Linked DNA regions of Homo sapiens: region 2 is linked to region 1. Evidence: chromatin loops called from intact Hi-C (ENCODE). Cell type or tissue: PC-3. All regions are shown on one strand. Each heading gives the region's core, and the rest is flanking DNA. Links, peaks and the distances in the headings are about the cores only. Region 1 holds the start of CEP128 (centrosomal protein 128). Region 2 holds the start of SNORA79 (small nucleolar RNA, H/ACA box 79).

Region 1 (16,578 bases), core at 4,819-12,818:
TCCAACATCTTATCTTTGTGAAGCAGGTTTTTCTGCAGTGACAGCAACAAAAATGAGACTACAGAGTAGAATGGACGTAAGCAACACACTTTGGGTGTCACTGTCTCCCATGACCCCAAGACGGGACTGTCTAGTTGCAGGAAAAAAAAGCTCAGGGCTCCCACTGACTCTATGGTGAGTTGCATAATTATTTCTTTATATATTACAGTGTAATAATAACAGAAATAAAGTACACAATAAATGCAATGCACTTGAATCATCCCAAAACCATCCTTCTCTCTGCCTCCCAGTCTGTGAAAAAATTGTCCTCCATGAAAAGTGCCTCTGGTGCCAAAAAGGTTGGGGACCCCTGCCCTAAAGCTATTGAAACCAAATAATAATAATAATAATAATGATTTTTTAAAAGGACACTGCAGAAGGAAGGCGCTTCTCTTTCTGGTTCCATGTTTTCCATTTGTTGCATTTTCATTTCAGCATCCTGTGTGAGGATATCCAGTGGTACTCAACTCCATCAAGTTTCAGCAGTACCCACATTGGGCAGCTTCCCATCAAGTTTCAGTAGCCCCACCCCCTACTCAGATTCTTACTGAATCTGACAGACAACCTCACAGTCAATCCCCCAGCTTCACCCTACCAGCATCCTGGAGAGGTGTTTCCTGCCCATCATTCGTGGTGTGGTTCCCTGCCTTCCAGCGTCACTCCGCCTTTAATTAGGAACAGTGTCCTCTCCTTCCCCAGCAACTGTGGATCAGCTATGGCCCCAGTAACTCAGTAAGTCTCTCCACCATTCAGGGAGCTATAGCCACACCTCCAACAAGGTAGGAATCCCAGCCTTGCAGAGAGCCCCCTCTAAGTTTATATCTCCTTTGGGCACTGTCTGTCAGCCCAGGGGATTCTTTAGAGTCATCTCTGTCCTTTTACAGATAATCCCCTTATAGTTAATTATATCAGGAGTCAGCAAATTTTTTTTCTCTGCCCAACTGTGAGCCTCTGCCAGCTGTAGCACAAAAGCACAGACAATTATAAATGAATGGGGTAGCTTGATTTGACCTGTGGTAAGCTAAATTTAGCCCATGGGATATGGCTTATCAACCTCTGCTGTATGTTAAGCTTTCCCTGTTAAAATTACTATGGGACATCTGTCTCATCTGTTTAGGGGCAAATGCTGAGTGAACTCTGAGGGACAAATCCAACAAATACGTCAAGTAGGAAAAGGAATAGAAAGTATCCTTTGGAAGTGCTAGTGACTGTATCAAAAGCAGTCTCAGTAAAATGCTTAGGTGAGGACGATGCCAGGTTGTGGAGTAAATAGGAGGTGAAAAAGCAGAAGCACTGTGTATAAATCATTCTTTTAGGAAGTCTGCATATGTGAAGAAAGAGATTAGTAGCTAGAAAGGAATATTTATGTGTGGGAAATAAGCCTTAGATTGCAAAATATTTGAGACTCTGATGCCAGGGAGGTCCGATATACAAGAAATAAGATGGCAGACTTCAGACAAGCCCGACCTACCATTAGGATCCATGCAAGCAAGTCACTTACTGTGGAGAGTCCTATGCAACCACCAGCTGAGGATGTGCTACACATCTTTCCTGCAAACACTGTGACACACTTCCCCCACCCTCTGCAGTTAATTCCCAGCTTTCAAGCCTCCTGTCTTAATAAGTTACACAAATAATGGCCTTCATCCTAAAACTGCTTTACAGTACCAGATGGTTCAGCAAACTATGGCACAGCCAATTTTAAGGGTCAGGAAGAAGATAATGATTTCTTGTCTAAGAACTCAAAGACCATCCTTTGGCAAAAGTTTATTGAGCAGACCTTAAAATTAAAGGTCAACAGGAAATGTTTTTTAAAACATCGATAAAGTAGAAACATACTGGATTTAACGATTGGAGCACATAGCTGGAAATCAGAACATCAGAGGTACAAACGCGAGAACCACCATTTACTGAGCACCTAGGTATGACAGATACTTTGCATACAGTAAAGTATCTCTGCAAAGCTTGGCTTAACCTCAGGCCAATCTTACAAGGCAGGATTTCTAACCTCCCTGAGGGCATATACTAGCTCTTGTTCATCTATTCCCAGGCCCCAGCATAGTGTCTGAGTGTCCGGCACATTCAATATTTACTTCTTAAATGAACAAAGTAGTCCCTTTTTTGCAAATGAAGAACTACTAACGCTCCCAGTAGTTAAGTAGCTAGAAAAGCCTGGATTCAAACCATAATCTTAAAGCAACCTTCTAAATAAATAGGAGACCCCATAACTGGAAACATATATAAACCAAGACAAAAAAGAATATTTGTTTTAATTTTTTTTCTGTAAAATTATGAGACTATAACTGGTATATTACTTGCTTACATTTATACAAAGGCATAATAATGTTCAACTTTATTGAAATAATAATAGCTATTGATTTACAGTTTCCTATGGACTAATTTCTGTACTAAGTGCTTTATGTATGCTCTCTCATTTGATCCTCATAACATTATTATTATCATCCCCATTTTACAGAAAACAGAACTAAGGCTTAAAGGAGCAAAGTAACTTAAGTGGCAGAGCCAGGATTCAAATCCAGGCAAGAAGACTATTTCCGAAACCCAACTTTTTAATCAGTACACTTGTTACATGTAAATGGCAGTGGTGAGAAAGCAAAAAACAAAAACAAACAAACAAATGAAAAACAGGTATACCAATGAGTAAAGGTACTCTTCCCTAAAAGCAAAATAAGCTGATAAGAATAAAGTGCTTGGCTGGGCACAGTGGCTCATGCCTATAATCCCAGCACTTTTGGAGGCCAAGGTGGGTGGATCACTTGAGGTCAGGAGTTCAAGACCAGCCTGGCCAGCATGGTGAAACCCTGCCTCTACTAAAACTACAATAATTAGCTGGGTGTGGTGCTGAGCACCTGTAATCCCTGCTATTTGAGAGGCTGAGGCAGGAGAATTGTTTGAACCCAGAAGGCAGAGGTTGCAGTGAGCCGAGATTGCACCACTGCACTCCAGCCTTCTGGAGTAAGACAGAGTAAGAGTCTGTCTCAATAAATAAATAAATAAATAAATAAATAAATAAATAAATAAATAAAAATAAAGTACTTATTGTTGTATTCAAGCTATGAGTCCCCCCACCAAAAAAAAAAAAAAAAAAAAAACAGAACACACATGAGCTAGCTTAAGTGAAACAGAAATTAATCGTTTTTAAAGAATACAATAATGATGGTAGTGGTGGTGGTGGTCATCATGGTAGAAGCCAAAATAAGCAATAATACTAATAATTCAACAATTAAATGGCCCTTTTCTGTGCCAGGCTCTGTTCTAAGCACTTTACTTGTATTAACTAATGTAACCCCAACAGTAGCCCTAGAGTAAACATAGCTGTAATCAATATGACAGGTAAGGAAACAACTTCCAAAAGTTAACTTGCCCAAACTCAAAAAAGTAGAAAGCTTTCTTACACACAGACATCTCTATTCCATAACCAAAACCTAGCAGGCTCAGTTCCAGGCTGTATTTTTGCTCTAATTTCATCAGGAGTCCACCCTGCTCCAGCACTTCAGAGCAGGAGACAGAATCAAATGGACCAGTGCCTGGGAAGTACAGAATTAAAGCTCATCCATTCATTCATGAGCACATTCGTTCACAAGCACTTATTCATCCATTCATGAGCACCTGTTTCACAGCAAACCCTGTATGCAGAGTAGATTCTAAATGTTTATCAGGCCAGGCACAGTGGCTCAGGCCTGCAATCACAGCACTTTGACAGGCCAAAGTGGGAGGATCACTTGAACCTGGGAGGTCGAGGCTGCAGTGATCCAAGATGACACCACTGCACTCCAGCATGAGTTACAGAACAAGACTTCATCTCAAAAGAAAGAGAGAAAGAGAGGAAGGAAGGAAGACAGGGAAGGAGGGAAGGAGGGATGGGAAAATGTTTATCAGAATGAATTAAATGGATTCATGTAACCACAAATACTCCCATCTCCCAAATACCCCAAGCACTAGCATTATAGAAATTTCAGAGAGGTGTGCATATCCGATAAAGGCCTGACAAGTCTCTGAGTCATTCATAATTAGTGATAACAAGATACCAGAAACAAGCTTTAAAAACTAAAAGAAAAACTCACAAAAATATTTGCATTATATGGGAACCAAAGGGTTAATCAGCTCTTTCAAAAACACAAGAAAAAGAACAGTCCAGTTGTAAAAGACTCAAAAGATACATAAGCAGACAATTCACAGAAATCAAATGACCCTAACAAATGTTATTTGTTATTTCACTAAATAATTACAAATTAAAATAATAAAATGATATTCTTATCTATCTGTTTTATACAGATGAAAAAACCTCTCACTCGCAGGGTTAGCAAGGTTATACCTTGTTGTAAGAGTATTAACTATAAAAACTACATTAGCATGTATATCTACTATGTACCCACAAAAATTAAAAATTTAAAAAAAAAAAACCACATTAGCTTTTCTGGAGAACAACCTGGCAATACAAGTAAAAATAAATAATACGGGCCAGGCGCAGTGGCCCATGCCTGTAATCACAGTATTTTGGGAGGCCAAGGTAGGAGGATTGCTTGAGCCCAAGCGTTCGAGATGAGCCTGGGCAACACAGTGAGACCTTGTCTCTACAAAAAAATAAAACAAAATTAGCCAGGTGTGGTAGTGCACACCTGTAGTCCTAACTACTCGGGAGGCTGATGTGAGAGGATTTCTCAAACCTGGGAGGTAGAGGCTACAGTGAGCCAAGATAGCACCACTGCACTTCAGCCTGGGTGACAGAGTGAGACCCTGTCTCAATCAATCTGTAATATACATAGACGTTGACCCAGAAAATCTATTTCTATGACTATTAACCTAGGAAGATAAAATATTTATATATATTTTATGTATAGACATATGCATAAGAATTTCACTGTAGAAATTCTTCAGAAATTTTAATTCACTCATCCATTCATCCATGAGCACATTCATTCACTCCAGCCTGGGCAACAGAGTGAATGAATTTTTTTACAGTTGTAAAAGAATAAGAAAAAAATATAAATCCACTGGATAAGCATACAATAAATGTATCTAATCACTGGGATACTATGTATCTGCTAAAAGAGACAAGGTTGAATGGTAAGTGCTGACCTGTAACAATACATTTTACGAAAAAAGAAAAACATACTATACAATAGTATGAATGTATTGTAACTACTTTATATCAGAATCAACCCAGAGACATTACATGGATAGTGTATTCTATAATATACATGCTAATATAGTTTTTAATAACCTGGTAAATCTAGATTATTTTTATATTATTTCCAAAATTTCTGGACCAGATTATCCCAATAGGTCCCCCATCCAGCTCTAAAATTCTTTAATCCTAAGAATTTTTTTTTTTTTTGAGACAGCATCTTACTCTGTCACCCAGGCTGGCATGTAGTAGTGTGATCACAGCTCACTGCAGCCTCGACCTTCTGGGCTCAAGTGATCATTCCACCTCAGCCTCCCGAGTAGCAGGGACCAAAGGCACATGCCACCATGCCTGGCTAATTTTTTGATTTTTTTGTAGAGACGGGGTCTTGCTATGTTGCCCAAGGTGTTCTAAAACTCCTGGGCTCAAGCGATCCTCCTGCCTTGGCCTCCCAAAGTGTGGGATTACAGGCATGAGTCAATGCACCTGGCCTAATCCTATAAATTTTGTACACCACTGATCTTAATACACAGTGTTAGTATTTTTTTTTTTTTTTTTTTGAGACAGAGTCTTGCTCTGTCGCCCAGGCTGGAGTGCAGTGGCGCGATCTCTGCTCATTGCAAGCTCTGCCTCCTGGGTTCATGCCATTCTCCTGCCTCAGCCTCCCAAGTAGCTGGGACTACAGGCGCCTGCCACCACGCCTGGTAATTTTTTTGTATTTTTTAGTAGAGACAAGGTTTCACCATGTTAGCCAGGATGGTCTCGATCTCCCGACCTCGTGATCTGCCTGCCTCGGCCTCCTAAAGTACTGGGATTACAGGCGTGAGCCACCGCGCCCGGCCACACAGTATTAGTACTGCAAGTCCGCAGTGTGTCTCCCCTCTATGTTTCAGAGCCTTTTATCTATCGAGCACAATATGAAATCCAAAAAAAGGTCCAGAATTTTTACATCTATGTTGTAAATTTAAACTTTAAACATTACACCCTTAATTATCAATGATAATTCATGTTGAATTTATTTATGGAAATCACAAATTATAATGATCTCTTACCTCAATAATAATATAAGGACCACTATATTTTTTTTAAAAAACTAAGAAAGATAATAGAACTTTTTGAACATTGAAAGAGATGAATAACTGCACACTGTGCCATATATGGTCCACTTAATCCAAAAATGTTAAGTGTGAATCAAATTCTATTAGAGGGCACTTATAAACAGCAATGAAGCCCCTTGGCAGTGGGTGGGACTGAAATTTGGAGTCAGAAGACCTGGGAACAATGATCACTCTTTTGGCTCCAGAATCCCAAGCAAATTAAATAACCTGAGACTCAACTGTCTCCTTTGTAAAAGATAAGCATGGTAAAGGAATTATATAATGCCTGTAAAAGGTGTCTGACAGAATGCCTGAGACAAAGCAGGTTCTCAATTCCTTGCTTAATAGAAACAGGTACATCACTGTTGCTTTTGTTAAGGTTATAAAGGATATCTCAACTTATCTACTTTGTTCATCTGAATTTTTGCAACACTGCATACACAATCATTCGATATTTTATTTTTAAACCATATATTAGAAGGGGCTTCTTGCTCCCAAAACTCTATTTCTTGGCATAGTCTTTTCTACCATAAATATGCAAAAAATGTGTTATCTCAGAAACTCAGGGAGAAAGCATACTTACAAAGCACACCCCCAAAACTCCGAGTTGCTCTTCTCTGAGCTCAACGCTCTTTTTAGGCACATATGTCTGCCTCCTATCATTTCTTCATGAGGTTCAGGGCAAAGGGCCTAGTCAAGCCGATGATCTTTGGTTGCCCCTACACTTTCCCCAAACCACCTACAAATAAACAAAACAAGGGGGTAAGACATACCTACAACTTTAAACATTTTTAAATAATGAAATATGAAAATTAAGTCCCTATGTACAGACTATGGCATAACACAGAATAGAGAAAATGCTCCTAGAATGATTCAAAAGCCCAAGAGACCTCACTACAATTCTTCACATCCAAGTGCCCAGCCCACATATTGTCACTGGTGACTTCCATCCATGCCTGGGCATCCCTGGGGCTTGCCAGAGAGTTCATGCTCCAGTGTGAACCGCAGCCCAAGTCTAGCCAAAAAGTACTATGTATGAGCATGTCTAAAAGTTGGTAACTAAGTCAGGTAATACAGTTAACATGTTACTGCTGAATGTGGTGACCCAATTATACTTCCAAGCCAGTCTAACACTCCTAAAGGAAATATTTTATAAGATGCCCAGTTCTTCCCATACTCAGTGCTACAATTAAATAAATAAGAATAAAATGCCTTTGGTTGTAGAAAAGAGCTGTGGACAGAAATATTTTCAATTAATTGTGACTGCTTTCAAAGCAATCTGTAAGAATCCACAGGAAGTGATCCAGAGAACTGGGAGTTGTCTACATAAAAGGTAGATCTGGGAATACATCTATAAACCATTTCAAGAAAAAAAAAAGGTATTCTGAAAAAGTTAATCAAAATAAACTGTCAAGAAACAGTTCAAAGAGACCCAGGTTATGCAATGGCAGACAAGATACGCTGAGAGAACATAGGCACAGTGCACACTTCACTCTTCTAACAAAACAGCCACCATCACCCATGAAATGAGTCATAGGCACAACCAAATTTATGTGTGCCAATGTGAAACTGCCAAAGTTTTAACCTTATCTCTAGTGCTGTCCAGTACAGCAGTCACTAGACACATGGCTACTGAGCTCTAGCTCTTGCCAGGTCAAACTGACATGTGCTATACATGTAAAATACACAAGAGATTTTGATGACTTAAAATATTTTTTTTTTTAATGTACAGCCAGGCATGGTGGCGAGTGCCTGTAATCCCAGCTACTCCGGAGGCTGAGACAGGAGAATCGCTTGAACCCAAGAGGTGGAGGTTGCAGTGAGCCCAGACCGCGCCACTGCAGTCCAGCCTGGGCGACAGAGCCAGACTCCTCAAAAAAAAAAAAGTAAAAATCTCAATAAGTTTTATATTTACTCCATTGAAAACATTTTTCTATATTGCGCTAAATAAACTATTATTTAATTTCACCAGTTTCTTTTTACTTTTTTAATGTGGGTACTACAAAATTTAAATTCACCTGAGTGGCTCACACTGTATTTGTATTAGACAACACTAATCTGCATAATTAATAAAAAATAAACAACAAATGCTGAGCACTTGCAGGGTGCCAGGCACTGTGCTAGATACTTTACATAATACTCAAATCAATGCTGCAATTAATGGTAAAGTTTTACCAGACGCCTACATAACAGATTGGCTCCATCAAACCAATAAAAGATGCAGCTGGGATTCAATGTCAGGTATTTTTACGAAATAATTCAATTAAGGGACTGCTAACAGCTAAGGCTGGAGCAAATCCTATGATGGCACGGGAAAGAGAGGTCACTAATAAAGCGTTCCCGAGAGTAGCACGCTTTCTGTGACTACAAAACAGGTATTAAAAAAAAAATCAAATTTGCTTGCAGGACAGGCAAGCAAATGTCAGACGGTCCTCTGGAGGACCTACCGAATGAGTCCAATCTCCTGTCCCTTAAAGCTTCACAGATGCTAGCGGTAGAGCAAGCTGCTCCCAAAGGAAGGACAATGTAGTCCAGATTCGCTGGGTAACCTGGCCAGGACCTGACCGCGGACACCCCTGCCGAGGGAGGGAGGCCTCGGGATGACAGGCGCGCCGTCTCCCCTCACCTCTGCACACACTCCACCCATCCACGGCCCCACCCCAGATCCCGCGCCGCTCTGAGGTCCCCACCCCTGGGACGAGGGGAAGTGGGACTAAAACGTCTACAGTAAGACGGGGAAGTGGTCGAAAAAGGGCAAGGGGGAGGTGGGGGCAGGTACCTGAGACGGAGGATGATCCCAGCTCCTTAATGCCGGATCATCGCCTAGGCCCCACCCGGCTCCCGCGGCTACCAGTGACCCAGAAGGTGCAACTGACCAAACGCAGCGACTCAACCGACTGTGCTCTCCCCAGACTCGCAGCTATGGCAACTTGAACTAGCCGCCCAGCCACAGCAAGAGTACAGGACCCCGCTGCCGCCGCTTGGCCCTCTGGGAGTTGTAGTCCATCTCGGCCTCATGATCAAGGAATTACCAAGGGAGAGAGTCCCGAAAAGGAACTGCAAATCCCAGGATGCCATATAGCTGGCCTTCGGGTAACTTTCCCGGATAAAAGCCTGATCCCTTGGCCGCGCCCTCTTGCCCTGCTCTATTTTTTTTTTTTGTTAAAGGACCAGCCTCCTTTGTAGGAGGCAAACTCCAGTTAGAAAGTGAATAAAAATGCTTCCTTGGCCTTGACTGTAATTTTACTCCTTGGGGGACAAAAGGAGTCCCCCAGGACTACGGTAAGATGGGGAAGTAGAAAAAGGGCAAGGGAGCGGTGGGAGGACAGGGAAAGACAATTTCTAGCACTGAAATGTAAAAATCCCCTTAATACCAGGGTCCAGTATATTGTTCCAAAGACTCACAAATTCTTAGAAGCGGACGGGAACAGAGAAGATTATGTAGGCCAACCTGTTTGGCCTGGAAAGAGTAAGGGACTTGCCTAAGATCATATGGCTTATTCACGGCACACCAAAAGTAGATGTGAGGCTGTCAGCTCATTACTGCTGCTACTTCAGTCTAGGTGTCATCTCCTCACTCTAGAACATAAAAGAAATGTTTTCCACTCAGGGGAGTTGGTTTCAGTCACGAAGAGAATGAAAACCTCAATAAAAAACTGAACTTTGGAAAGCTAAAAAGTAACAATTAAATTAGTCATATGAATTGCCCTTCTTCTCTGCCAAAAAGACCACTTCCCCTTCCTTCTTTGAGGCTAAACTCAAATATTACCTGATCTGTGAAAGCTTTCCTGGCTACGTGAAGAAGAGCTAGATCATGTTTAATAACAAGGGTTCCTTAATCTAATAATTCTGTGCTCTATAATCCATTTCCCAGTTGGTCCCCTCTATTAGCCCTTCAAAGGGACCTAACCTTTTTTGTACATTTTTATCTTTCTTCTCACCCTTTCCTCACTTGCCCTTCTCCGTTCATATCCCTCTCTCTCTTTCTTTCTCTCTCTCCCCCTTTCTCTCCTTCCATCCCTCCTTACCCCTCCTCCCTCCCAACAGGCAGAGTCATAAATAATTAGCACATAAATTTGATATAGTCGTATTATTCAAATTTTTTTTCTGGCCAACACTGAGACATAAAACTATCTCATATTGGTTTGAACATAAAATAATTCTTCCAAAGACCTCCTATGCATTTGCAACTATCTTCAAGCTGCTTACTTGAAATTGTTCCTCAAGAATACACTCCACCAGACAGAGTTTAAGATAATTCAGAACAGCCATAAAATTGCCCCATATACATGCAGAAGCATAATAATAACTGTTTATTTGTAAACATTTTAACTTTCAAAACAATTCTATTCATTTATGTAATTCAGCAAATGTATGCTGTATATTTCTAGTATCCAGACATTGTTTTAGACACTGAAGTTGCAGTGAAAATAAACAACATAGACTTTGCTTTCAAATTGCTCAGAGCCATGTGAGAGAAAAAGACAATAAATGATTACAAATCTCTGTGTAATAGAATACTGCATAGGTTTGTATGGAAAGACATAAAAGAGAAACTTTCTGAAGAAGTGATAATCAGATCAACTGCAGGAGAAATGTCTACCAAAAGAGCTAATGTAATCACGAGCTACATTAATAAAAACTGATTGTCCACAGCTTTTCCTCCCTGGTTCAACCATATTTAGAGAATTGGATTCTATTCTATAGGCCTTATTTTTCAAAGTGATATTAACCAAATAAATCAAACATTACAGGACACAACTGGGACCAAAGGGTTAAAAATCAGATATTTTCGTTCATTTTGATCAAGAAATGCTTAAATATGTTACTAAATTCATAGCAGCTGTTTGTCAGCTTTGGTGTGCTCTCAGTCAACAGACGTGGCATCCCAAAAAAATGTAGTGAAGTCAGGCCAGGGGTGCTGACTCAAGCCTGTAATCCCAGCACTTTGGGAGGCTGAGGTGGGTGGATCACGTGAGGTCAGGAGTTCGAGACCAGCCTGGCCAACATGGCGAAACTCCATCTCTACTAAAAATACAAAAATTAACCAGGTGTGGTGGTGGGCACCTGTAATCCCAGCTATTCGGCAGGCTGAAGCAGGAGAATCATTTGAACCTGGGAGGTGGAGGTTGCAGTGAGCTGAGATGGTGCCACTGCACTCCAGCCTTGGTGACAGAGTAAGACTCCATCTCAAAAAAAAAAAAAAAAGTAGTGAAGTCACATCACTGAATCTTTGTTTTTTATGTCTTAACAAAATAGACAAAATGAGTTAAAGCCGACAAAATGAGTTAAACCAACAAAATAGATTTTACATGAAATTGTCTCATAACTCCCAAAGATATGTATTACTTTTAATCAATATGGCCAACACACATTATACAAACACAATACCATACTCAAGCAGAATCATCTGAGCTTAGATTTAGAAAAACCCACAAAGAGTATTGATATGGTCTGGCTCTGTGTCCTCACCCAAATCTCTTGAATTGTAATCCCCACATGTTGGGGGAGGAACCTTGTGAGGGGTGATTAGGTCATGGGGCAGTTCCCCCACGCTGTTCTCATGATAGTGAGTGAGTTCTCAGGAGATCTGATGGTTTTATAAGAGGATTTTGCCCACTTCTCTCTCCTGCCACCATGTGAAGAAGGATGTGTTTGCTACCCCTTCTGCCATGATTGTAAGTTTCCTGAGGCTTCCCCAGCCATGCAGAACTGTAAGTCAATCAAACCACTTTCCTTTGCCAGGTGCGGTGGCTCACGCCTGTAATCCCAGCACTTTGGGAGGCTGAGGCAGGCGGATCACGAGGTCAGGAGATCGAGACCATCCTGGCTAACATGGTGAAACTCCGTCTCTACTAAAAATACAAAAAATTAGCCAGGTGTGGCGGCGGGTGCCTGTAGTCCCAGCTACTTGGGAGGCTGAGGCAGGAGAACGGCGTAAACCCGGAAGGCAGAGCTTGCAGTGAGCCGAGATCGTGCCACTGCACTGCAGCCTGGGCGACAGAGTCAAGAGTCTGTCTCAAAAAAAAAAAAAAAAAAAAAAAAAAAAAAAAAAACAGAAAAAACAGAACAAAACAAAAAAAAAAAAAACCACTTTCCTTTATAAATCACCCAGTCACAGGTAGTTCTTCATAGCAGGGTGAAAACAAACCAGTACAAGTATCATTTGCAGTACCCTTCTTTTGCAAACCATGTATTACAGATAGGGGCACACAGAGGTTACATGATGTATTAGTTTACTAGGGATTTGATTAAATACCACAGAATGGGTGACTTAAACAACAAAAATTTATTTCCCACAATTCTGAAGGCTGCAAGTCCGAGATCAATGTGTCAGCAAGTTTAGGTTCTCCTAAGGTCTCTGTCTTTGGCTTGCAGAGATCCATCTTTTCTCTGTATCCTCAGATAGGCTTTTCCCTGTATGAGCACATACATGGTTTCTCTCTCTTCTTGTAACGACACCCGTTATCTTGAATTAGAACTTTATACTATAGCCTAATTTAAACTTAACTACCTCCTTAAAGGTCCCATTTTCAAAAACAGTAACATGGGGGGTTAAGATTTCAACATGTTTTCCCCAAAATTGTACCTATTCAGGATTAGTGTCATCAATGATCTCATTACGTAATACCTTGATTGAGGTAGATGCGGGAGATATTTTTGATATGCCTCACCCACATCACCCCTTAAACTGGGAATGATTCTACCCACTGTGTTGGGCCCCTATAGCCTTGTTTATGTTATACAAAGCCCCTACCTGTCTCACCATGGCTGATTAGACAAGGAGTAGAGAGACACCTGAGACAATTTGGGCCAATCAGGCTCTTTATCCTTTGAGAATTTAAAATGGGCACTCAAGCTCCCAATTGGTTGCTAGAATAGTCTTGATGTACGGGTAAGAGCTGAGGCCGCCATAGAGAGGTGACCATCTTCACCTGTGTTCAAGAAGCAGCTGACAATGCTAACCTGCACAGACAGAGAGAAGTGAGTAAAGCAGTGAAAGGAAATAAACTACACAACCACGAGGAAATGAGCCCAAGAGAATACAGCCCCCGTTCCTGACAACTTCCAAGTTCCTGGATCCAAGCCTTGTTATTCCCATTTGTATTTCCTGTACTTGTTTTCCACAATACACTAGTGGCAACTAGAGGTGGTTAAATGCACAGATTCTGGACCCAAACCACTTGGATTCAAGTCCGTTATAATGCCTATCAGCAATGTTACTTCAAACAAGTTACTTAATCATTCTGTGCCTTCATTTCTTCCTCTTCTAAATGTGGACAATAAAAATAGCACTTCATGTGTAGAGGTGTTTGGGGGATAAAATAAATTAATGTGTGTAAAGCACTAAGCCTAGTGTCTAATTCATGGTAAGCATTATTGAATGTAAGCTGACATTATATGTAGGCTGACAAATACTATGACATCCTAAAAATGTTAGTTCCATGAATATTGGTACTCTATTATTTTGTTCTAGACACTTAGAACAAAGAATTTATTAATACCTTGATGCCTCATGATGCATCATGATGATGCCTCATGATGCATCATGATGATGCCTCATGATGCATCATGATGATGCCTCATGATGATTTCCCTTTTGAAGCCTAAGATTAGTTCTGTTGATTGAAATCTAAAGAGCCTTGACTAAGATTATACTAATGAGATCACCAGCCTGTAAGATCCAAGATGCTAATTCTAGATCTAGTTTCCTGAGCAGTTTATCAGAAACACTTTTGAACCATACGAAACATTAAATACCTAGAGGAACTAATCAATAAAAAGGTTCTGGAATGGGGCTAGTCTAAAAGCATTGACATGACCATCCTAACCCAACTCATCTAGAATGAATAAATGTAGAGAAGGGAAGACAACTATTATGTAAGAAGCTGTGGGTGGCAGACAGAGGTAGTGCCGTTTCAAGGAGAAGGGACAGAAGTTGTATTTCACCAATAACTTCCAAATTTATACAACTATGAAACAACAACAGCTGATATGGCTTGGTTCCGTGTCCCCACCCAAATGTCACGTGGAATTGCAATCCCTAATGTTGGGGGTGGGACGTGGTGGGAGGTGATTGGATCACAGCAGTGGATTTCCCCCTTGCTGTTCTCATAATAGTGAGTGAGTTATCACAAGAACTGTTGTTTAAAAGTGTGAAGCACTTCCCCCTTCACTCTCCCTTTCTCCCACTCTGCCATGTGAAAAAGGTGCTTGCTTCCTCCTCACCCTTCAAAGCACCATGATTGTAAGTTTCCTGAGGCCTCCCTAACCGTGCTTCCTGTACAGCCAATAGAACTATGAGTCAATTAAACCTCTTTTCTTCACAAATTACACAGTCTCAGGTGGTTCTTTATAGCAGTGTGAGAATGGACTAATACAACAGCACACTAACTATGTCCATGTGACACAAAAATGTATTTGAAATACCAACATTTTCCTCAAATGTTTATTTTTTTCACCTTGGCTCTCTCCTTATCTCCATTTCTGTCAGCTACACTGTTCTGCACTCATGGCCTTAGAGATGGGGGGTGACCACAGAAAGCAGAAAGGGAGGGGAGTTGAGAAAGAAAAAGAAGAAGAAAATGAAGCATTTTCTTCCTGGATTTTGCATATTAAACACAAACATTCTCAGATAGGACAGGATGTGTAATTTGTTGTAGGACCCTGTGAAAAATGAATATGCTAAGCCCTTTTGCAAAATTTATTAAGATGTCAAAATGGCAACAACACAGCATTAAACTAAGCACTGGGCCTTTCTGAATACAGGGCCCTGAGTGATTGCACAGGTCACAAACCCATGAAGTCAACCCTGCTGTCACAGAGGAGTCATGCTATAAACAAATGATTTGGAAGGAAATACCATGAACAAAAGAAAAGAGATTCCCCCCAAAAGAAAAGAGATTCCTGACTGGGAATGTGGTAACAGAGAAGAAGGGGGTCCTGGAAAGAGAGGAATAGGAGGTTGGGGAGGCAGACCTGTAGGCATAGGGAGAAAGTCTATGTTGACAGAGTGCCCGGCCTCCACTCAAGCAAGCACTATTCATAGCTTGAACCTACCTGTTCTGCCCATAGGCATCAAAGGAGGATGTTACTTCAAATGTAGCCTGCATTGTTCTTGGTGACTGTCCAGCACAAGTGATGACCACCTACATCATTGGATTTTGCTTTGTTCCCTCTAGCCAACACAGATGGTCAAGCTCCCCTATAGTATCACTGCACAGTTATAAGTCATAAGACAGAAGACACCAAGTATGATGTTATAGGTAAGTAAAAGGGAAATTCCCCCAAATCTTGATTAGGTGGGACTAAATGGAGCTACTCAAAATTCTCTCTCAATCAAGTCAGTGGTGAAATTCACTCTCTTTACATCAGCAGAAAACAATCATAAATGGTTGTTGACTTTTTCTACATCAAGTTTGCAAGTTACCTTCAAGTTTAAGAAGAGTCAAGATAAAAAAACAAGGTATTGCAGGGATAATATTGCCTACTACTCAAAGAATCATCTTTAGCCATTCATTGTGCTGAAGCCCTGCTGATCCCATGAAGTTCTTTTCAGCCACACACTTACTAATTATAGGTAATTATCACTGCCAAGAGCGTCACAGATATAAAACACAGTAATTCATATGCATTTAGGTCAAAGTGAGCCACTATTAATGTACTAAACCAAAATTGCAAAACATTTCTGTAGTTAAGCAATATAACTAATCAATAAAGAGGTTATGGAAAGGGGCTAGTGGAATGCTCCACTTTAATGGGGACTTTCTGAAAAAAGATAAAACACACAGAGGCATAAATTGCCAAACACCACTTTCTAATATTTGAACCATGCTAATAATTCCTCTACAAGAAGGAAAAAGTAGTGTTCTATAGCCATTCTCATTCATTTGTTACATTTAAAAGGATTCTGTGCGTGTGTTTAAGGGAACTGAGTGCACTTTTCTCTTTATTTAACCTGATCACAAAGATTGGTCATCATCTTATCTCATGTGTTTATTTGCCCCATTTTAAAAGTTATGCTAAGGAAAGAAAATTGTCTTATTAATTGTCATAGCAATTTGTTGAGCAATTTGTTGAGCAGACTATTAGAACATGGTTAGCCCTAAGGCATGTTCCAATTTGCTGAACTGAAACTGTAGGCATAAGAGTTTTTGCCTACATTATAATTGCCACTAAGCCAATTTCATGCTGTCTAAATCTTGATATAAAATGTTATAGGTTTCAGCATACCACTTTTGTTCCCAGCAAAGGTGGAGTAACAGAGACCAGATTTACCCTCCCACCAGAATT
Region 2 (16,578 bases), core at 3,701-11,700, 260 kb after region 1:
TCTACTAAAATCAACAGATATCTATAAAGAACACTGTATCAGAAGACTTCACTGGGAGTACAGCTGACAATTCTTCTAAGATGTCATATTAGCAAAGAAAAAAGGGACATACTGGCATTATATTCTAGGTGAAACATGCATTAATAACAGATTAATACAAAAAATCTGTAAATCTTAAGAAAAGTCACACCAGGCAGACTGGCTCACGCCTGTAATCCCAGCACTTTAGGAGGCCCACGTGGGCAGATCGCTTGAGCTCAGGAGTTTGAGACCAGCCTGGGCAATATGGTGAAATCCCATTTCTACAAAAAATACAAAAATTAGCTGAGCAGGGTGGTGCACACCTGTAGTCCCAGCTACTTGGGAGGGTGAGGTGGGAGGATGGCTTGAACCTGAAGGTGGAGGTTGCAGTGAGCCGAGATTGTGCCACTGCACTCCAGCCTGGGCAATAGTCACAAACTTTAGTTTCAACATTTTGAAATCAAGTTAGTATGTGACACTTAAGTTATAAAGATATAGACGGGATTATATTATGAATTTCTTTAAATCCAGGACAAATTCTTGACTTCCTGGAGAGTTCTGGAGAGTTTTCTCCTCCTGTCCTCCCGCAAAGAATTATGCCATTCTCTGGTTTTTTATTCTGCACTTTAAGTATTTTCCTGTATCCCGCTATAGCTACACATTTTGGTAGTTTTTTCCCTCTCTTTTCAATCTTCTTTAGCTACCAACCATTCATACATTCAATCTAACCTATACAGTTTTAGAACTACCCATATCTGAAAAAGCTTAAAAAAATAAATATAACTGCTTTGGAAATGCTAGTGTCAGAGAAGTCAACAAACTTAGAAAATTATTAAACTGAGTTAATAGTTCAACTACTGTCTAGTCTGGGCTCTAGGTACATAGCTTTCCAAGAAAATACACTTGTTGCCACTTGACAAACCTAAGTAATTTCTACATCTTGGGCCTGAAATTCCCACTGTGTCTCCAGAATTTAACTATAGCCCACCCGGGTGATTCGTATTTAAGTTGGATACTCAATTACCCAATTTAAAATAAAACTTGGCTATATAAGCAAATTAAAGGTTATCTAAGTTTAAGGAAAATATTAACCACCACATACTATTAAGAAATATTTAAAAAGAAAAAAACAAAAATATTTAGAAATATTAAGTGCCTATAATTCATATTTTGAAAGACAGCAATTCTCCCTCTACCAGCAAACTGACATAGTAGTTTCCATATAGAATACACGACCCAATAACTACCTGCACACCCTCCACAAATTCAAGCTGCATAACATATATTTGCTGAGTCATGTACCATACACTAACCACCTTATACTTAATAACTATTAAAATTTCTTCTTGTATTCCACAAAACAGCCCAAACACAAATAATGCATTAGACCAATCATTTCATAAAAAAGAACCGAAAACAATGGTTTTCTAGAAGTTCCCTGAAATAGCCTTCTACTATATTATCTCACGTTTTTATGATTAGTTCATTTCTAATGCAAACAGAGCCATTAGAAAGAACAAATATATTTTTGCTATTTCTAAATCAGAATAATGCAAACCCACAAAAACCTAAAACACTTTTATTGGTACAGAGCCTATACTGATTATGTTCAGAAATACATGAAGGAAACACTGACTAAAAACAACAAAGTAAAATGTAAAATATACAGAAATGTTAAATCAATTTTCCTGAGTAACTGACCTATGATTTGTTTAAATACATATGCTCTTTAGAATAAAGGAGACTTAACCAGTAAGTAAGAGATGGACCACTAATTTTTATCCCAGAAATAACTTACTAATTCAAAATTCTCTTCCACAACATTTAAAATTCTTTTAGAGGGGCCTACCACAAGAGACTCTGCCAAAATTTGTTTTAAAATAATGTGAGTTATTCCCTAGGATATAGTCTTAATAACATCAACTACAATAAGCAACATATAGTGAGACTTTTTTTTTTTTAAGGGTGGAGGTTAAAAAAAATTGGGGCCTTAGACTTAAAATGGAGTTTTTTCCAATAAAAAATCTTGTGAGAAATAACAGGCATGAAATTTTTTATTTTCATGTAAACGAAAAGATTCTAGAAACTGCAACTACAAGTACAAACAGAGATCCTCGATATTTGTGAATTTAAAAACTGCAATTTCTACTATCATGTAGAAACTTTCAATTCTGCCACAGTATGAATTTGTGAGGCTGGTAATGTGTAGGAGGAAGTCATCTGTCTAGTGGGTAAGCCCTTCTTATCTGGCTTATAAACCACAAATGAACTTTGTGATTCAGTATCACTCACAAAGTAGAACTCATCTTTTCATACACTGCTTTTTGGTTTAAAAAAAAACTTGAGGCTGGGCGTGGTGGCTCACACCTGTAATCCTAACACTTCAGGAGGCCGAGGTGGGCAGATCGCTTGAGGTGAGGAGTTGGGCGACCAGCCTGGCCAACATGGTGAAACCCTGTCTCTACTAAAAGTACAAAAAAATTAGCCAGGTGTGGTGACATACACCTGTACTCCCAGCTACTCAGGAGGCTGAGGTGGGAGGATCACTTGAACCTAGGAGGCGGAGGTTGCAGTTAGCCAAGATCACACCACTGCACTCCAGCCTGGGTGACAGGGTAAGACTCCATCTTCAAAAAAAAAAAAAAACTTGAACGGAGGGAAAAAAAAATCTCATTTCTAGTACTAACTAGTTACATAGGTTAAAAGATCTTTTTACAAATATTGATTCTTTCACCTTTAAATAAAAGTTTTGGCTGAAGAATGAAATGTAAGAGCTGAGTCACCACTCAATGAAATCAACAGTCTGTATATTTTAAACAGAATAAAGAAAAACCATTTATAAGGAAGTATTGAACTACTCTAATCTGACTATATTTTAATGTTTTATCCAAAAAAAAAAAAAAAACAAAAAACAACTTCAAGGATATAGGTAAAGATTTTCTAAGGATCTGAAGAGGTTCTTTCAAGTTTACAGTTAACCTATACTACATTTGTTGAGAAATATTATATGTCTGAAATGTAATTTGAAAATATGAGTGAGGACTTGTAAAGTTTAGTGGATAGTCCTCAGAAATATAAAAATTCTAATATAACTCAGCTGGTTAAAATGTATTCTGTGGTAATTTACACACTATAATGACTTATTAGACTATACTATGGTTAAGTCAGAGTAATATTTTTAAATGCTTGATTTTAAAAATAGTTATACTGAACTATCCAGTCTATCTTCATTTTTTAAAAGTTCACAATTCTTAGCCTTCCCACCCTCTTGCAATTACTAGGTCTCCTGAAACAGAACCATACTTGGCATTATAAGCTTGGTAGGTACCCTAAAACTTTTTCGGAAATAGTAGGGAATGGAATAACTCTCACAAAGCACCATTCTTTTGGTATTCTTAAACAATTCCGTAATTTTATGAACCTTAATGTCTAGGTACCAAGCTAAACTTCAGATCCAATATTCAGGAAACTAAAACAGCTGTTTTGCTTGAGTCTTCAATAAACTTCAAGTAGTTAATATAGGACATATATAGGCATAATTACAATGTGGGTTAGAATTAAGTACAGCCAATCAAACTGCTACATTCTGAGTCTTACCATGTTTGATGCATTCATATGCTGTATCAACTTAGAATCTGGAACAATAACTTGTGGTGCTGTGGCTACAAAAAAACAAGCGAACATGCAAACAAGGAACCATGAGGCTATTTTATAATCACAAGAACACTTTACATACAATGATGAAAACTTTTTTCATGTTTTTCATGTTTTCTGCACTCAAATGCTTTCAATCATTTCATCTCAGGACATTATAAATGTATATGGCAAATAACAGCTGTGATATACCCACCCTATACTAGAAAACATTAAAAAATATTTAAGCCCAGGCGTGGTGGCTCACACCTGTAATTACAGCACTTTGGGAGGCCAAGGCGGGTGGATCACTTGAGGTCAGGAGTTCAAGACCAGACTGGCCAATATGGTGAAACCCCATCTCTACTAAAAATACAAAAAAATTAGTTGGGTGTCAGGCTGAGGCATGAGAATCACTTGAACTCCGGAACTGGAGGTTGCAGTAAGCTGAGATCACGCCACTGCACTCTAACATGGGTGACAAGGTTCCATATCAAAAAAAAAAAATTAAGTGGCAATTCCTAAGGATGCAAGGGAATTTAGGAACATGAAGTAGTGAGTTACCTTAACATCTAAACATAAATAGTTCTATGCATTCTTAAGTAAACTGGACATTTTCAAACATAATTTTGTCTTAACTCAAGGTTAACTGTTTTACTGATACAATGATACCACTGTTACAATGAGTTACTAATCCAATAAAAGTAAGCTCAAAAAGTTGTGACTAGTTTTTGAAATCTACATAGTCCTTTTCTTCCAAATATGACAGCTGACAGACTCATGCCACTTTCATCAGCTGTTTAAAAAATACAAATCAGCCGGGTGCAGGGATGCATGCCTGTAGTCCCAGCAACTCAGGAGGCTAAGGTGGGAGGATCACTTGAGCCCAGGAGTTCTGGGCTGTATGTGCTATGCTGATCAGGTGTCCAAATAAGTTCGGCATCAATATGGTGGCCTCCTGAAAGCAGGGGACCACCAGGTTGCCTGAAGAGTGGTAAACCGGCAAAAGTCGGAAAAAATACAAATCAGAAATAATGGCAATGTTACTTAAGCGTAAAAGGAATTACATGTTTGATTCCGCAAATTTCAGAGAACAGATAACTCCATTATCCTAATATTCTCTGAGTGAAGAAAATCAAATTTTAATTTATGATGACCTAAAATCCTAATGCCAGGTCTGAAGGCAACAGGAAGAACAGTCATCAAAAAAGAATAAAAGGATAAAATTATTTGATACAAAGTACACATTAAAATTAGGTATGAAAAGTACCACTAGATATCAACAGTAAAATAACCCAAATACTCTTCTACTGTGTGTCATTACCAATTTTAAGACACATATATATACTGTCAAATGAGGCAAATGAGTAACTAAATGATATTAAAATGAACTTTTCATTTACTTCTAGTGTCCTCTCCCATAAAAGCAGATGCACTGAATTAGAATGCTCAGGAAGTTTTATAACTGAATAGATGTTTGTCATGAGAGAAAATACAGATCAAGTTTCTTAGCCTTTTCTGGGCTCAGATTTTCCTCAGCTGTAAAACTGAGCCAAGGGCTATTTTACAAAGCCCTTATAAGATGCCAGTGAAACAGTATCTATAAAATGACTTGCAGAGTACAAGGCACTATGGACACAGTCTATGAATATTTGCTTTTTCTTAGCTTTAATCCAAGTAATATAAATTAAGATATGTTATATATCCACTCTTAACTTAAAATAAATCTAATTCAGTCCATTTAGGCTTACATAAATTCCTATGGAGCTGAATTTTCAGATTGCCAAAGTATACAAAAAACTCCAGAATGTAAGATATATTTTAAAAACTAATCTGAAACATGTCTTTGAAAGAACATGTTTTATAGAGAAAGCAAATAACTATTGTACCATATAAAATAATAAATCCCTTAGTAAATAAACCTTTTAGATTTAACTTAGGAAATCCATCACTATATAGCCTTTTCAAAACAAAATATTAATATAACTTCTCTGAATATCTTAGGCTTTCAATTAGTAAATTACTTGTCTACCATTACTCTACAGATACAACCTACATTGTATACAAATTTATATACATTTACATACACATCCCTCAGCCAAGAGAAAGGGGGGAAAAAGCCCGAAATCAACAGAGGGGTTTTTGTTTATTTTTAGGTTCTCCATGTGCCCCTTAAAAGACAAGATCCAAAAAATGCAGAATATTTCTCTTCTTTCATAATGACAAACTTAATTTCCAAGTCATAAGTAGGAAAACAAGTCCAGTCTCACCTTGCTGTGATGCAGGAATAAGAACCTGCTGGGTCTGCGCTTGCTGAGGTACTGTCTGCTGAGGCTGAGCTTGCTGATGATGGTGATGGTGGTGATGCTGCTGCTGCTGGGGTTGATGCTGCTGTTGAACTTGCAGTAGAAGCTGCTGCTCTTCTGAATGAAATCCATCTACTGCCCTGGACTGCATTAGTTTGTTTTCCCATAACTAAGGCAAAGAACATTAAAGATTTCTAAGTGAAAAATAACTCTGGACAGATGAATACAACAGTTTTATTAATCTCTTTATAAAGTTATTCCATTTTAAAAACTGATACAGACACAGAAATACAACAAATCTGTAATTCTAACCCAAGTGAAACAATAACAAAAACAAAATTTTAAAGTATCAAACCTCATTTTTGCCACATCAGAGTACTGAAGATTTTGTTTCTTTTTTTTATCTTCCAATGAACTTTCTATAGTAATTCCTTAATCAGCAGTTATTATTAAGCGATGAGTTTCATACAAGCAACTTCTTTAGTAATCAAAGATTATCCTTTATAATAGCAAAACCATTACTAAACTATTTTTATATGGAACTTTTTCCTTATAAAAATAGAAAATACAAAATTTTCTGCAACATATAAAACATAAATTCTTAAATAACATACAAAACATAAATTCATTTACAACAGTGAGATACATAGATGCAATCCCCCAAAGAAGAAAAGCCTAACTTTCCATCTGTCCAATCCTACATAAAGAAAAAGAACCGGCAACGCCCGAAGGTCTTAGTAGTTATCCCAACTCTCCACACTTCTTGAAATGTCCTTCCTTCTTCCATTACGCCAATTGACAATCCTTTTCTGTTTAGCCATTTCTATTTTCTCATTTCACCTTAGGTTCTATGATGGGAAAAATCATAATGGACAAAAAGAAAGAAAAGAAAAGAAAACATGTGCAACGATTTCATTCTTCTACCTAACACATTTCCTCTCTACCAGGTTTAGTGTTCAATCTAGAGCCTTTACCTTTTAAGAAACTGGCCAAAAAGTCACAAACTATTCCCTGAAAATACAGATAAAACTTCATTTGGTCATTCTGTACACAAGGATCTACACATACTTTGTCTTCTCCTCCAGGATTTGCTCTTGGCATATTGCCTAATTGACCTGAAGCTTCTATCAGATCCTTCAAGAACTTCCCTTTGCCATACTCACAGAGAGTTTCTTTATTTTTTTATTTTTTTTTTTAATTTAAGAAATAGTGACAAGATCTCACTATGTTGCCCAGGCTGGTCTCGAACTCCTGGGCTCAAGCAATCTGCTCGCCTTGGCCTCCCAAAGAGCTGAGATTATAGGCGTGAGCCACCATGCCTGGTCATACTCACAGAGATTTTTTATAATCTTCTGACCCTTCCAATCATTCCAGACATTCTAGATTTGTTGTCATGATGCTAGTAACAGTTCCACTAAATCTCTAATGGCTTACTGAGAAAGCAAATGTTAAGGTCAATTTCCTAGGGAATCTTACTGGCAGGCCCAGTATTTAGACTTACCTGAAGTCTATTCTTAGAGAGATGGTAACAAGATCTATCTCACTGGTTGTTGAGAGGATTAAATGACATATCTATGTAAAACAATTATCAGTGTTACATAAAGTTGGTGATCAAAATATATTATTATTGGTGGCAGTGGTGGTGGCATTAACTGTTTAACAGAGCCTTACACCAGAAGTCAGGAACCCAGTTAGTCCTGGTTTGGCCATTTATGTAACCTGATCATTTATCTTTCTTAGGCATCTTCTTCACCCAAAAGGGGAACCAACTGAATAAGATTACTTCTAAACTCACTTCCAGTGAATAAATTTAAGTCTCTGCTAATCCCAGGCGAAAGACAGCGCTTCTTCCCGTAGTAACAAGCACTACTTTCTGAGATCCCATGTTGTGTCTGATTCATCTCTGTAAAGTAGGCATCTAGAATAGCGCACCATCAAAATAGACACTCACATGCTAAATAAAACACATTATGACTAATGTATTATATATAGTAAGGCTTCCAAACACTCTGTTATCACCCAAACCTTCTACATCTTCTCCTCTCTTCCAAAACAAAACAAAGCCTGTTTCTTGTGAGCCAAAAATCAAGGTGAAAAAAAGTCTTATTAATGTTTTGTTTAAAAAGTTTTTGAAATCATAATTTTCTAAATTTTATGCTTCACTTTTACCACCTCCAACTGGTTTACCCACAGCAATCTCGACCCATCACTTCTACGAAGCTCCTATGATAATGGTAAACATTAATGAATACACATCATGTGTGGCTAAGTACTGGGCACCATGACTCACCTAGACTCCCATGTAAACGACCTAGGAGTCAGAATCTACCCCAACAGCCCACCATTATTGTCTATTCTGATTCAGTGTTCCAATGCATCTCTATGACATGGCCCTGGTCCTTTCTGCCCAGCAGTACTGCAAACAGTAGTAATGTAGTGACTCAACTCTTGAGTTTCCTGCATCAAGTCATACAGTCCACAAATAATTATGTCCTATATGCCAAACACTGTTACAGGCATTGAGAAGATACAGTGAACAAACCTGAGAAAAATGCTCGACCTTACAGAGCAGACATTCCAGCGGACACTTGCCCTTCCAATCTATCCTCTATAAATCAGTGATCCTCAAAATGCGGTTCTAGACCCAACATCAGCATCACCTGGGTACTTGTTAAAAATACTGAATCAGCAGCTCTGGGGGTTATTCAGGTTATTCTGATGTATGCTAAAGTGAGAACCGCTTTAAAATCTAGACCGATGTTTTTCAAACTGAGGACTGCAACCCACTAGTGATTCATAGTCAATTTAGAATTTTCTTTGTAGCCCTCTCTCCTTCTCTCCCTTTCCTTTCTTTCTCTCTCCTTCCCTCCCCTTCTCCGTCCCTCTCTTTCCCCTTCTCCCTCCCTCTCTCCACTAAGAATGTTTTTTGTAAACAAAATAGAACTGAGAAAAAATCAGACTGTACTACACTGAGAAAAAACTTTTGCAGATTTTTGTTATACACACATACACTGGCGCATGTATTTATTCAAAATGTTAAATACTATTAATTCTTAAGGAGGGTCCTAGTCAAGAAGTTTGAGAAACACTGTTCTACACTGTTATCAAGGCGAATTTTTTTAAATTTATAAATATGATATCCTCTGCTTAAAAACTGGAACCACAGCAAAGTAATTAATATATCTATCTATCTACCTACCTACGTACCTACCTACCTACCTACCTACCTACCTACCTACCTACCTACCTACCTACCTGATATGGTTTGGCTGTATTCCCAACAAAATCTCAACTTGAGTTGTATCTCCCAGAATTCCCATGTGCTGTGGAAGGGACATGTAATTGAACCATGGGGGCCGGTCTTTCCCACGCTATTCTCAGGAGATCTGATGGGTTTATCAGGTGTTTTCGCTTTTGCTTGTTCCTCATTTTCTCTTGCTGCCAACACGTAAGAAGAGCCTTTCACCTACCGCCATGATTTTGAGGCCTCCCCAGCCATGTGGAACTGTAAGTCCAATTAAACCTCTTTTTGTTCCCAGTTTTGGGTATGTCTTCATCAGCAGCGTGAAAACAAACTAATATAGTAAACTGGTACCAGTAGAGTCAGGGCATTGCTGAAAAAATACCTGAAAATATGGAAGCGACTGTGGAACTGTGTAACAGGCAGAGGCTGGAACGGTTTGGGGAGCTCAGAAGAAAACAGGAAAATGTGGGAAAGTTTGGAACTTCCTAGAGACTTGTTGAATGGCTTTGACGAAAATGCTGATAGTGATATGAACAATAAGGTCCAGGCTGAGGTGGTCTCAGATGGCGATGAGGAACTTGTTAGGAACTGAAGCAAAGGTGACCCTTGTTATGTGTTAGCAAAGAGACTGGCGGCATTTTGCCGCTGCCCGAGAGATTTGTGGAACTTTGAACTTGAGAGATGATTTAGGTTAACTGGCAGAAGAAATTTCTAAGCAGAAAAGCATTCAAAAGGTGACTTGGGTGCTGTTAGAAGCATTCCGTTTTAAAAGGGAAACAAAGCATAGAAGTTCAGAAAATTTGCAGCCTGACAATGCTGTGGAAAAGAAAAAGCCATTTTTTGAGGAGAAATTCAAGCTGGCTGGAGAAATTTGCATAAGTAGCAAGAAGCCTAATGTTAATCTCCAAGACCATGGGGAAAATGTCTCCAGGCCATATCAGAGACCTTCACTGCAGCCCCTCCCATCAGAAGCCCAGAGACCCAGGAGGAAAAAGTGGTTTCAGGGGCCAGGCCCAGGGTCCCCATGCTGTGTGCAGCCTAGGGATTTGGTGCCCTGTGTCCCAGCCACTCCAGCTGAAAGGGGCCAACATAGAGCTCAGACTGTGGCTTCAGAAGGTGGAAGCCCCAAACCTTGGCAGCGTTCCTGTGGTGTTGAGCCTGCAGGTGCACAGAAGTCAAGAATTGAGGTTTGGGAACTTCTACCTAGATTTCAGAAGATGTATGGAAACGCCTGGATGCCCAAGCAAAAGTCTGCTACTGCAGAGGCAGAGCCCTCATGGAGAACCTCTGCTAGGGCAGTGCAGAAGAGAAATGTGGGGTCGGAGCCCTTACACAGAGTCCCTACTGGGGCAGTGCCCAGTGGAGCTGTGAGAAGAGGGCCACAGTCCTCTAGATCTCAGAATGGCAGACCCACCAACAGCTTGCACCGTGCTCCTGGAAAAGCCGCACTCAATGCCAGTGAGTGCAGCTGGAAGCAACCCACGAAAGCAGCTGGAAGCAAGACTGTACCCTGCAAAGCCACGGGGCAGAGTTGCCCAAGACCGTGGGAACCCACCTCTTGCATCAGCATGAACTAGATGTGAGACCTGGAGTCAAAGGAGATCACTTTGGAGTTTTAACGTAAGACTGCCCCACTGGATTTCGGACTTATATGGGCCCTGTAACCCCTTTGTTTTGGCCAATTTCTCCCATTTGGAACAGCTTTATTTACCCAATAACTGTACCCCCATTGTATCTAGGAAGTAACTAGCTTGCTTTTGATTTTACAGGCTCATAGGCAGAAGGGACTTGCCTTGTCTCAGATGAGACTCTGGACTGTGGACATTTGTGTTAATGCTGAGATGAGTTAAGACTTTGGGGGACTGCTGGGAAGGTACGATTGGTTTTGAAATATGACGACATGAGATTTGGAGGGCCAGAGACAGAATGATATTGTTTGGCTGTGTCCCCACCAAAATCTCAACTTGAATTGTATCTCCCAGAATTCCCACATGTTGTGGGAGGGACACAGCAGGAGGTAACTGAATCATAGGGCCCAGTCTTTCCCATACTATTCTTGTGATAGTGAATAAGTCTCACGAGATCTGATGGGTTTATCAGGGGTTTCCGCTTTTGCTTCTTCCTCATTTTCTCTTGCCACTGCCAAGTAAGAAGAGCCTTTCACTTCCCACTATGATTCTGAGGCCTCCCCAGCCATGTGGAACTGTAAGTCCAATTAAACCTTTTTTTGTTTCCAGTTTCGGGTTACGTCTTTATCAGCAGTATGTATACGTCTTTATTAGCAGTGTGAAAATGAACTAATACACCATCTAACAACCTGGAATACTTATTTGCAAAAGATTCCTAGGTCTCATTTTACTACCCTATCGAGCCAGACTCTCTGGAAAATCCAAAAATCTGCATTTTAACTAGTACCCCAGATAATCCTCACACTAAAGACCAAGCTCCTTAGTATAGCATGTTACCATACACCAACTGCTACTATAACTTGTACTCTATTTTCTCACAGTACCAAATTACTTGGAGGTCCCTGAATATAGCATACGTAACCTTAATAGACTATTCCTTACGATCAGCAGTTTTCTCCCACAATTCCCTATACAAGACAAATGTCAAAGTCTCAACAGCCTCAAAGAAAAGCCATCACTCACTGCCTCCATGCATAAAAGACATTTCTATTTTGTACTTACCACACAAAGTCTACCATTTCTACCAAAGTATGAACATCTTCTGGGCAGCAACTGTCTTATTCAGGATCTAATTTCAAAGAAGGGAAAACAAAACTATTGTCTTCTAGAATACTGTTCCTATATAAGGATGCTACTGACATTTTCGGCAGGACAATTCTTTATCATACAGAATGGTCCCACAAGAAATATGCAGGAATTGCAACATTCCTGGCTCCTGCCTAATAAATGCGAAAAATCCTCATGAAATGTTGAACATGGCCCCACACATTTCCAACAGCTTTGGGAGAGGCGGGTAATCTATTGAAAATCATTATTTACCAAGTACTATAATACTGGTTCTAGGTAATGTAAGACATACAAAAAGAGTATCATACAAATACTTTGTATTAAGCTTATAATGCCAATTACCAAAAAGTTCAAATTAATTGAATGTTTACAGTTTCTCCACAATTCCATTTTCACACAATCTTAATTTTATTTATCAAAATATTAGACATCAACTGTTTAAACAATGAGGCCGGGCACGGTGGCTCATGCCTGTAAACCCAGCACTTTGGGAGGCTGAGGTGGGCAGATCACGAGGGCAGGAGTTCAACACCAGCCTGACCAACATGATGAAAATAAAATAAATAAAATAAACAATGAAACACTATTTTGGCAATAGTAATCATACTAACATACGTTTTTGTTTTTGTTTTTTTTGGATATGGAGTGTCACTTTGTTGTCCGGGCTGGAGTGCAATGGTGCGATCTCGGCTCACTGCAACCTCCACCTCCTGGGTTCAAGCAATTCTCCTGCCTCAGCCTCCCCAGTAGCTGGGATTATAAGCATGCACCACCATGCCCAGCTAATTTTTGTATTTTTAGTAGATACGGGGTTTCACCGTGTTGGCCAGGCTGTTCTCAAACTCCTGATCCCAAGTGATTCGCCCACCTCGGCCTCCCAAAGTGCTGGAATTACAGGCATGAGACACCGCACCCAAGACACCGCACCCAGCCACTAACATAGTATTGAAAACAATCAGGAATACTAATCTTTGCCAGGTATCTGAAATTACATGGAGAAAATTCATCTTCTGTTCCCAAAATGATTCAGGTATACATTTGTATATTGTGTTGACTAATAACTAAAACTTACTAAATTCTGTGTACTTTATAAATACATGTACAAACTAGTTTTTTCACAAAAATCCTATAAGATAGACATTATTATCTCCCTTTTACAGAAAAAGAATCTGACAAGAAAGAAGTTAGGTAGCTTATTCAAGATCACTCTAATGGCAGACAGAATAGGGATATAACCCAGGTGGTCTGACTTCAATGTCCCAGTCAGGGCTAGAGAGTGAATGTCTCTGCATTCTGTACCCCAGGACCCTCACTTGCCTCCCTTTAATCCCAGTACTAGTCCAAATTCCTAGTCTCTAAACTAGACTGCTGCTATCAGAGCAGGTCACCGACCATCAAAACCATCTCAGGTGCCATTCACCAACAACCCAAGATCTAGTCAAAACTCTGTTACCTTCCTGCTTACTGCTAAGTACTGTATATGTCACATAGAGGCAAAAGGGCTAGGTTCATGGCTCTACCATTTATTAGCTAAACGACCTTGTCAAAGCACATTCCAAGTCTACTTTCTCACCTATAAAATGTGATGAGACCTACTGCTCCCCAAGTTAATCCCCTTATCACTCCCCTACTGTTAATCCCCAAGACCATGGAGAAAATGTCTCCAGGCCACATCAGAGACCTTCACTGCAGCCCGTCACATCACAAGCCCAGAGGTTAGGTGGCTAAACCTGGCAACATGGTGGGCTAGAAATTCTGAAGGATTCTCCTACTTTCACAAAACATCTAGCTCCTGGATAAAATATATTACACTTCTAGGTTCCCAAGAAATAATGCTGTAGAAACAGAGCTTTCCCTAAGAATAAATGAAATGAAATAGTAGATTATTATTCAACTTATGGTCCAAATATTTACACATAATTAGAGTGTATCAAGTACTTTATATATATATATATATATATATATATATATATAACTAGAGTATATTTAGAATAGTGGTTCTCAGCCAGAGGTGATTTTGGCCCCCGGCGACATCTGGCAATGTCTAGAGACATTTTTGGTTACAACTGAAGAGTGCTACTGGCATCTAGTGGGCAGAGGCCAGTTGTGCTGCTAACATTCTACAATCAATAGGACAGCCCCTGCAACAAAGAATTAACCAGTGCAAAATGTCAATAATGCCAGTGTTGAGAAATCTGAACCAGAGGCAGATAAACTGAATTTCAGATATACTTCCAATTGAGGCAACTCTTCTCATTTGTTTTATTAAAAAGAGAGAAAATGTTTTATATCTCCCACAGTACTTGACATTTGGACATAGGTAGGTTGGAAAATCTAGAAATCAGGTTGATTTTATCATTCACTTTGAAGAGAATTTCTACAGTGTCATTCCCACCCACAGACACTCACCAATCCAAAACACATTTACATTCGAATATAGATTTACTGAAAACCAGGGCTGTATTTTATTGTGTTTTTTCTACCTCTCACAGTTTACACATTAAAGTAGGCCTGCAGTGTTTCAAAAGATAACCTCAAAGATTGGGTTGAAATATTCTTATCATCTCCCTTTCTGCTTACCTCATTAACCCTCAAATTACATGCATTCTCATCATTCATCTTTGTTCTCAATCTAATTCACCACTGCCTCCTTTACAGCCTTATACAAGCTTTTGATAAGTTTGTAAAATGGCCCCAGAAAGTAGGGAGAGGGGCTAGAGCTAATGACAGGCTTTCTAAACCATAAAATATGAAATTAAAGTTCGTTTTATTAAGCAAGAATGTCTAAACCTGAGCAGTCCAATATGGCAGCAACTAGCCATATGTAGTGATTTAAGTTTAGATTAATAAAAATTCAGTTCCTCAGTTCCACCAACCACATTTTGAGTGCTTAATAAGCACATGTGGCTAGTGGCTACCATACTGAAGAGCACAGGTACAGAACACTTTCATCACTGCAGAAAGTTCTATTGGACAATGCTGGCTGTCCAGCTGTTAAATCTAGGGCATATTCTAGAAATTCTAATGAGATCCTGAAGAAATTCAGTGCAGAGAATTAAAATAACAAACTCATTTTAGTCTAACCGTTTTATTTTTAACTCCAATACAACCCAGATAGAAGAGTATGGCCCATTTAAAAACAACAAGAATATTACACTATTTTGTTCAGTTAGATTCAGGTGCCGTATCTATTATCAAACACTTCAATCAAATACTTACTGAATGCCAACCACATATGCCCAGACATCGTGGTAGAAGCTGGGGATTCAAAATTGAGTAGGTCACATTTTTTGTCATTTAAAAACTAACCATTAAACTAAAAATCAGTGTGTTACCTATAAAATATGTACTAAAAAAGTCATATATAACAAAAATGGAGGTGGAAACATTTGGTCTCAAAGATGCTCATTCTCTTCGAGAGAATGTCTTGATTCTACTATTAACGATAGGGAAAATTCTCCAGATTTTCATTGTGAAAAGCGAGAGTAGATAACAATCTAGACTGACCACTAGTTTGACCTAGAGAAAATTACCTAACATCTTTAGAACTGATTTTCTACACCTAAAAATGCTGCATCTTCTATACAAGGTCACAAAACTACAAGGACAACCATTATAAAAGTATAACATAAATTGCAAAAAACTCATTCCACGTTACACTAAGGAATCAAAAGAAGCTTGTTTTCTTATTATTCACATCCCTCAGTTACTTCATGCTACTTGAACAATTTATATTGTTCTTCTTCCAACTCATGTCTCGGAATTAGCACTCTTACACTTGTATTTTTAGATACCTACTCTTCACTATTAGTAACCTGTAATTTTTCTCAAGGTAAATAAATATTTGCTCATCTGTTTCACACCTATATATTTTTCCTACCTCACACAGGAAATATTTTTGGGTTTTTCTGTTTTTTTTTTTTTTGAGACAGAGTCTTGATCTGTCACCCAGGCTGCAGTGTAGTGGCATGATCTCGGCTCACTGCAACCCCCGCCTCCTGGGTTCAAGCCATTCTCCTGCCTCAGCCTCCCCAGTAGCTGGGATTACAGGCACGCACCACCATGCCCAGCTAATTTTTGTATTTTTAGTAGACATAGGGTTTCACCATGTTGGCCAGGCTGGTCTCAAACTCCTCACACAGGAATATTCTTATTGAAAATTCTAGAGAAGTTTCCTGTAGATACCTATTAATAAATACGCCAAGACCTACCTCATCACCGCAATCAAGGTAAGATTTGCAACTGGTTGCCAAGTTGCAGCCTCGACACCTATGCTGAATGGATGAGACCACAACAAATGTTCCTTAACATTTATTAACTGTGATTATTTATTTGTACATAGATTTAAAGGAGCCTAATAATCAACTTCTAAACCAGCAGTTCTAAAACTCTTTCATCTCAGGACGATTTATCAAATTACTGAGACCCGGCCGGGAGCGGTGGCTCATGTCTGTAATCCCAGCACTTTGGGAGGCCGAGGTGGGGGGATCACAAGGTCAGGAGATCGAGACCATCCTGGCTAACACGGTGAAACCCCATCTCTACTAAAAATACAAAAAAATTAGCCAGGCGTCGTGGCGGGCGCCTGTAGTCCCAGCTACTTGGGAGGCTGAGGCAG

What was found. Peaks named below come from ENCODE experiments on the same cell type or tissue, not always from the same donor. Only the 100,000 strongest peaks of a DNase experiment are listed, where the experiment ranks them.
Region 2: a loop joins it to region 1, with 5 times the contacts of the local background. A loop is called at or near these places in 27 of 110 quality-filtered maps.

The regions. Positions count from the first base shown.
Region 1 is chr14:80,932,517-80,949,094 of GRCh38, forward strand. It overlaps CEP128 (centrosomal protein 128), which reads right to left and starts at 9,222. Exons shown (of 25, transcript NM_152446.5): 1 at 9,065-9,222; 2 at 6,869-7,024. RefSeq lists enhancers at 9,057-9,136, 9,437-9,516. In PC-3, for the core only: no CTCF peak of the experiment used is centred there; a DNase peak (open chromatin) is centred at 9,305; H3K4me3 peaks cover 2,658 bases; H3K27ac peaks cover 764 bases.
Region 2 is chr14:81,197,976-81,214,553 of GRCh38, forward strand. GTF2A1 (general transcription factor IIA subunit 1) reads right to left here. Exons shown (of 9, transcript NM_015859.4): 3 at 5,925-6,129; 4 at 3,619-3,683. It overlaps SNORA79 (small nucleolar RNA, H/ACA box 79), which reads right to left and starts at 4,859; the gene lies at 4,720-4,859. In PC-3, for the core only: no CTCF peak of the experiment used is centred there; a DNase peak (open chromatin) is centred at 8,366; H3K27ac peaks cover 1,267 bases.